Linked DNA regions of Homo sapiens: region 2 is linked to region 1. Evidence: chromatin loops called from intact Hi-C (ENCODE). Cell type or tissue: PC-3. All regions are shown on one strand. Each heading gives the region's core, and the rest is flanking DNA. Links, peaks and the distances in the headings are about the cores only. Region 1 overlaps SPRED2 (sprouty related EVH1 domain containing 2). Region 2 overlaps ACTR2 (actin related protein 2).

Region 1 (2,813 bases), core at 269-2,768:
GATTCAGGACTTAATAATAAAAAACAACAACAACAACAACAAAACATTTCTATCAGAATATCTAAGGAGAAATTTGTTTTCAGAAAGAGGCATGAGAGGCTAAGAGCTCTGTGTCTATCAACAGACCAGAGGTTACCTATCTGTCCTTGCACGTGGGCACACACAAATACAAACACATACACACTGTGGTCCTCTACAACTAGGATAAATTTTCTCCTTTAAAAAAATGCTAAAAGCAGGCACCAGAAAGGTTAAGAATAAGAGAACAATGAAAAAATAAAGTTCATGTAAACAGTAAGCACGTACCTGCCAGGCGATGCCATTTCCTCTACATTGTGGAGCCCGAGTGCTGGGTATTAGCATTATTGCTACTATAAAGCTTCCGATAAAAATGGATCGTCTCTTGCTGACCTGAGAACCAGCTGGCTGCCTGAGAAGTGGTTTCCCCCATATATGATTCAGTCTCCTTGACAAATATACTGCATTGTACCGGATGAGTCATCCGAGGGTTAGTCCGCATTTTATAGGCCTGTTGTGTCATTACTCACATTCAACATCCTGCTTCTCAAAAGTGGAAACTGGAAGCCTGACAGCTGACAGATGCGTTTTCCAATTAAAATATTGTTTTAAAAATTCCTGTAAGTTATGATTACCAATCATTGATGAAAGGATGAAATGCCCAGGAAGCAAATGGCACAGTTCAATACCTGAGATTACATTCTGGAGAACCACAAGTGCAAATTCTTCACCTGCCCCCAGCCCCAAACCAAAGAATTTCGTCCAAAGTTGAGAGCAAGGATCCCTCTCTTTAAAGTTATCAGCTGAATTCGTGTAGGCATGGACTTGTTGATTCTTGTGCTGTGAGGTTACCCAGCTGCAGAAGCTATGTAAAAAGTATACATCAAAATTTTGGTCCTGGATTAATTTTATAGGTGGGATAGTGGCATTGTGTTTATAAAATGTCTACTTTTTTAGAGAGGCATGTTGAAGTATGTTAGGGGTAAAATGATATGATATCTGGGGTTTGTTGTGAATATTTTAGCAAAAAATAAATAAGGGACGGGGTAAAGAAATGTGGCAAAATCTTGATAAATGGTTGCATCTGTGTAGTGCGTATATGCAGGCTGACTGTATTTCTCTTTTTTGAAGTATCTTTGAAAATTTTCATAATAAAATGTTTTTAAAAATTAAAAAAAATTTTTTTTTCAGTCCCTGCAATCTAATTTATACCTAAACAAGGCACTTTTCTAGTTAGGTATAGAGCTACCACACATGTGAGTGTGGGAGCTGAACTTGAAGTTGTTTCTGCCTTCCAGCTGGGAGGTATGATACATGTATCCTGCGGCTGTTGTGAGTGTTGCATCAACCTCCTGAACAAACGCCTAGTGCCTTCTCCTCCCAGGGCGATCTGGTGATTGTTTCCTTATGCATTCTCTGAGGACACAAGCCCTGGCTTCATGGCTCAGTGTTAACGTTATGAAGGAGAGGTGACTATACCCAGCTTCCTTACAAGGTTTTGGAAATGCTCCATGAGAGGTTATGTAAGTCACATCCATAGTCTCTTAAACCAGCAGGCCCTTTGGTAATGTGGCACAGGGTTTGCTTGACTCACTTAATGTTCAAATTGGGTGTCTTAAACCATCTGGAGGAGGAAGAGCTTTGATTTAGTGGCTGACAAAAAAAAAATCCAGATATGGAAGCTCCAATGTATGTGAAATAAAACCACTGTTGAAACTGGCTGTCACTTTAAAAACTATCCATATTGATGCGCTGTGAAAACATGACAAGTCACCACAGGAAACAAAATAGAGGGGTCACTAAAGCCCAGAGCTCCTGCATGGCCCCCTTAGTCCTGAAACTTAAAAATGGAAGCATGTTTCAGGCTGAGGTTCACACCTCAGCAAACAGCTGACTCTAATTCTTAAAGGACCCTGTCTAATAGGACTTCAAACTGGCTCCAAATGGTTGGGACAGTCCCATCCAACATCAAATTACAACCTCACTAATCCAGACTGATTAGGATTGTGCATGGGCCTCAACTGAAGACTTCCTTGGCTTTGACAATTCTTTCCTCCTCACGAGGACTGCAGGCTGCAGCCTTATCAAAATGTTTCCTTGAAATTTTATAACTTTTCACACACTTGAAAAGCATAATTTACCTTAATGCAGCAGGTAGAAATGGGGGAAATTAATAAACTTGTAGTCTAATTTGAGTTTCTATAGTATTTTGGAGAAATAAGTTCACAGTTCATTGAAGAATTTTATAATTCAGATTTCAGTAATGAAAAATACAAAAATAATAGCAATAATAATGTGTGCACACATGCACAAACAATGAGAATAAGGCAAAGATAGTAAAATGGTAACAAATGGGGAAATGAGAATAGGGGAGTCCTTCATACTGTTCTTGCAACATTTCTGTAATTATGAACTGTTTCAAAATAAACTTAAACATTCACAAACACACAGGAATGAATATATATAACCCCTATTCCTAAAAAAATTAAAAAAGAGATTATTGGGTGCAGTGGCTCATGCCCGTAATCCCAACACTTTGGGAGGCTGAGGTGGGAGGACTGCTTGAGGCTGGAGACCAGCCTGGGCAACAAAGTGAGACCCTGTCTCTACAAAAAATACAAAAAGTAGCTGGGCATGGTGGTGCATGCCTGTGGTCCCAGCTACACAGAAAGCTGAGGCAGGAGGATAGCCTGAACCTGGGAGGCTGAAGCTGCAGTAAGCTATGTTTGCACCACCGCACTCCAGCCTGGGTGATGGAGCAAAAGACCATGTCTCAAAAAAAAATGATTTTTTAA
Region 2 (2,813 bases), core at 275-2,774, 100 kb before region 1:
TGGAGCCAGGATAGTAATAGAAATTAATAAAAATAGCAATTGACTCATAACAAGCTATAAACCTGGTAGAAGATGATCAGAAATCGAATCTAGCCTTCATAATTATGGTAAATTCTCATGATAGGGATTAGGGAGATGATTTTGTTCTTTGATGTTCATTCACAGCAAAATTGTATTTAAAAGTACATGCCAGCTGGGCGCGGTGGCTCACGCCTGTAATCCCAGCACTTTGGGAGGCTGAGGCCGGTGAATCACGAGGCCGGCGAATCACGAGGTCAGGAGTTCAAGACCAGTCTGGCCAAAATGGTGAAACCCCGTCTCTACTAAAAATACAAAAAATTAGCTGGGTGTGGTGACGGGTGCCTGTAATCCCAGCTACTCGGGAGGCTGAGGCAGGAGAATGGCGTGAACCTGGGAGGCGGAGGTTGCAGTGAGCCGAGATCGCACCACTGCTCTCCAGCCTGGGTGACAGAGTGAGACTCTGTATTAAAAAATAAAAAAAGAAAAGTACATGCCTGTTGCTGATTAGAGCTTCGACGTACCTAAAGTGCGGAGTCAGATTCAGTACCTTCTCCACAGAGTTTGCATTGCAAAGTGGAACAACTCAAATTTTGTTTTGTGTGTTCTGCATGTTGAAAATGTACATGTAAATGCTTGTGAGTACTTATCACATGAATCTGTATTTCAACTGCTTAGTTTATGCGACATTCACTGGGCTTGCTATGGCAATTAAATACAAAAGCAATGCTTTGTTAGAGTTGCAGTAGCTTTAGCCATTGAGAACCTGGAAGCCAGGTTGAAAAAGGCCAAAATGGGTGCAAATCAGCTCCCAAACTTTACTGTGAGAATTATTCCTCAGACCCTCGCTCAGATTCTGTTACTTTTACTACATATGCAGTCTTTTTAGATTGGATTTTCTGATCTCATAGATATCAGAATAGAGGGTACTGCTGTCAGTAGATAGCAGGGTACTGTATCAGAAAAGAGGGTACTGCTATAAGAAGCATACACATCAGTCTAGCCAAAAATAACAGCAGACAGCCTCTAAGCAAAGGAACAAAAAAGAAAACTACAAAAGATAAATGAAAAATTAAAAAGCAGGAATTCTGGATTAAAGTAGAATAGGGCTAATTATAGTAAACAACCACATCTTAGTGGCTTTAGGGAAGCATGTGATAAAATAGTTTGTAATGTAAATCTTGGTCATTATTAGAAGTCTCAGTTATATTCACAAAAAAGTGTATTATATACTTTTAGAAGTATTTTATTTTCATCAAAATTATGAAAAGATTTTATATGTAAAGAGGGGTCGTTACTTCACAGTAGTAATAACAGCAAATATTCAGCCCTGTGATTTACATGTGGAATTTTATTTAATTCTCCCAGCAACCCCGAGGCTGACATAAGTAACAGTAACCCTGAGATACCATTTTCCTAACCTAAAACTCCAAATGAATAACCATTGTGCCTTTCTAGATCTGAATTCTACAAACACATTGTGCTTTCTGGAGGGTCTACTATGTATCCTGGCCTGCCATCACGGTTGGAACGAGAACTTAAACAGCTTTACTTAGAACGAGTTTTGAAGGGTGATGTGGAAAAACTTTCTGTAAGTATTAGTAAATCAACTATTACTAACATTCTTTTAAAAGGCTATACAGTAGTTTGTGAATCTTGACAACCACCAGAGGGAGCAAGACGTCTTCCAAAACAAATTCCTACTGCAGTCAAGTGCATCCTGGAAATGATAGCAAGAAGGAAATAGTTCAAGATAAGCTCTGGTCACCTCTATAGAGTTGGTGGATGGAGGCAGTGAGGTCAGGGCCAAAAGTTCTGGTTCATCTGTAACAACCAGCACGGACTCTGAGGCACCTGTATATGCATGAGAAGAACCTGCTGTACTATAGGGAAATAAATGCCCCACTTGAGTTTTGTTCTTTTTTTAAACTTATTTTTTGGATATGCAATCAGCCTTCAGCACTTCTCTTGGGCTATCTCATATTTCTGACTTTATTTGTTGCATATGTTGTCTTCTCAGTCAGATTGAAAAACATCATGTCTCAAAATTTTTTGCATTCCGGTGACTGTCATAACTCTTGAAACAGACTTTAATTGGTTGTTGTTGGTATGTACAGTAGAAAGAAATTTTTAAACTAGAAATAGTTGATGTTTCTTTGGCATAGGTTTTTGTGTTTTTTCCACCAGACTCTGGACTATGTGAAGTATACAGTATGTGCTGTATACTTAACCAAGAGTTATCTAATCCTGAGTTAATCTCTGAGCTTTGTCTCACTGACTTTGATCAACTGTTTTAGATAATGAGATTATGTATTACAGAGTACTGTATGTTACATCTTTCATATATGACTCATTGTTGAAATTAAATTGAGTATGGGCTCACATACATTAAACAGATTAACAGACTGGAAAGGAGCCATACTGTCTAAGTACTTCACTTATTTTTCTGATTTTATTGAGTTTTACATATAATTTATAATTAATCTCAGGTGATCATTTATTCAGCAAACATTTCTTGAACTCCTGGGTGCCAGACATAGGTCTAGGTGCCGGGGACAAACAAAACAATGAAAACAGAATCCCTGCTTTTAGTCTAAATAATGTATTAGTGGTAATAAGTGATATGAAGAAAAGTAAGGTGAAGAGCTGGAAAATGTTAGTGGTTGGGGAGGTAGTGTGCTCCTTCATAAACTGTGATCAGGAAAGGCCTTTTGGATGAAGTGACTTTTGATCAGAGACCTAAGTTGAGCGTGAGAGGAGTGAGCCTTGTGACTGTCTGGGGGAAGAATCTTCCA

Evidence for each region. A loop is a pair of places that touch in the nucleus more often than their neighbours do. Peaks named below come from ENCODE experiments on the same cell type or tissue, not always from the same donor. Only the 100,000 strongest peaks of a DNase experiment are listed, where the experiment ranks them.
Region 2: it touches region 1 in a loop (8-fold over the local background); 9 of 110 quality-filtered maps call a loop at or near these places.

The regions. Positions count from the first base shown.
Region 1 is chr2:65,366,284-65,369,096 of GRCh38, forward strand. The region is part of intron 1 of SPRED2 (sprouty related EVH1 domain containing 2); the gene reads right to left. Among named protein-coding and RNA genes, the nearest start is that of SPRED2, 65 kb to the right of the region's middle. In PC-3, for the core only: no CTCF peak of the experiment used is centred there; DNase peaks (open chromatin) are centred at 488 and 1,448; H3K4me3 peaks cover 1,192 bases; H3K27ac peaks cover 2,268 bases.
Region 2 is chr2:65,263,567-65,266,379 of GRCh38, forward strand. It overlaps ACTR2 (actin related protein 2), which reads left to right. Exons shown (of 9, transcript NM_005722.4): 8 at 1,477-1,609. Among named protein-coding and RNA genes, the nearest start is that of ACTR2, 37 kb to the left of the region's middle. In PC-3, for the core only: a CTCF peak has its summit at 1,694 (motif pointing right); a DNase peak (open chromatin) is centred at 1,695.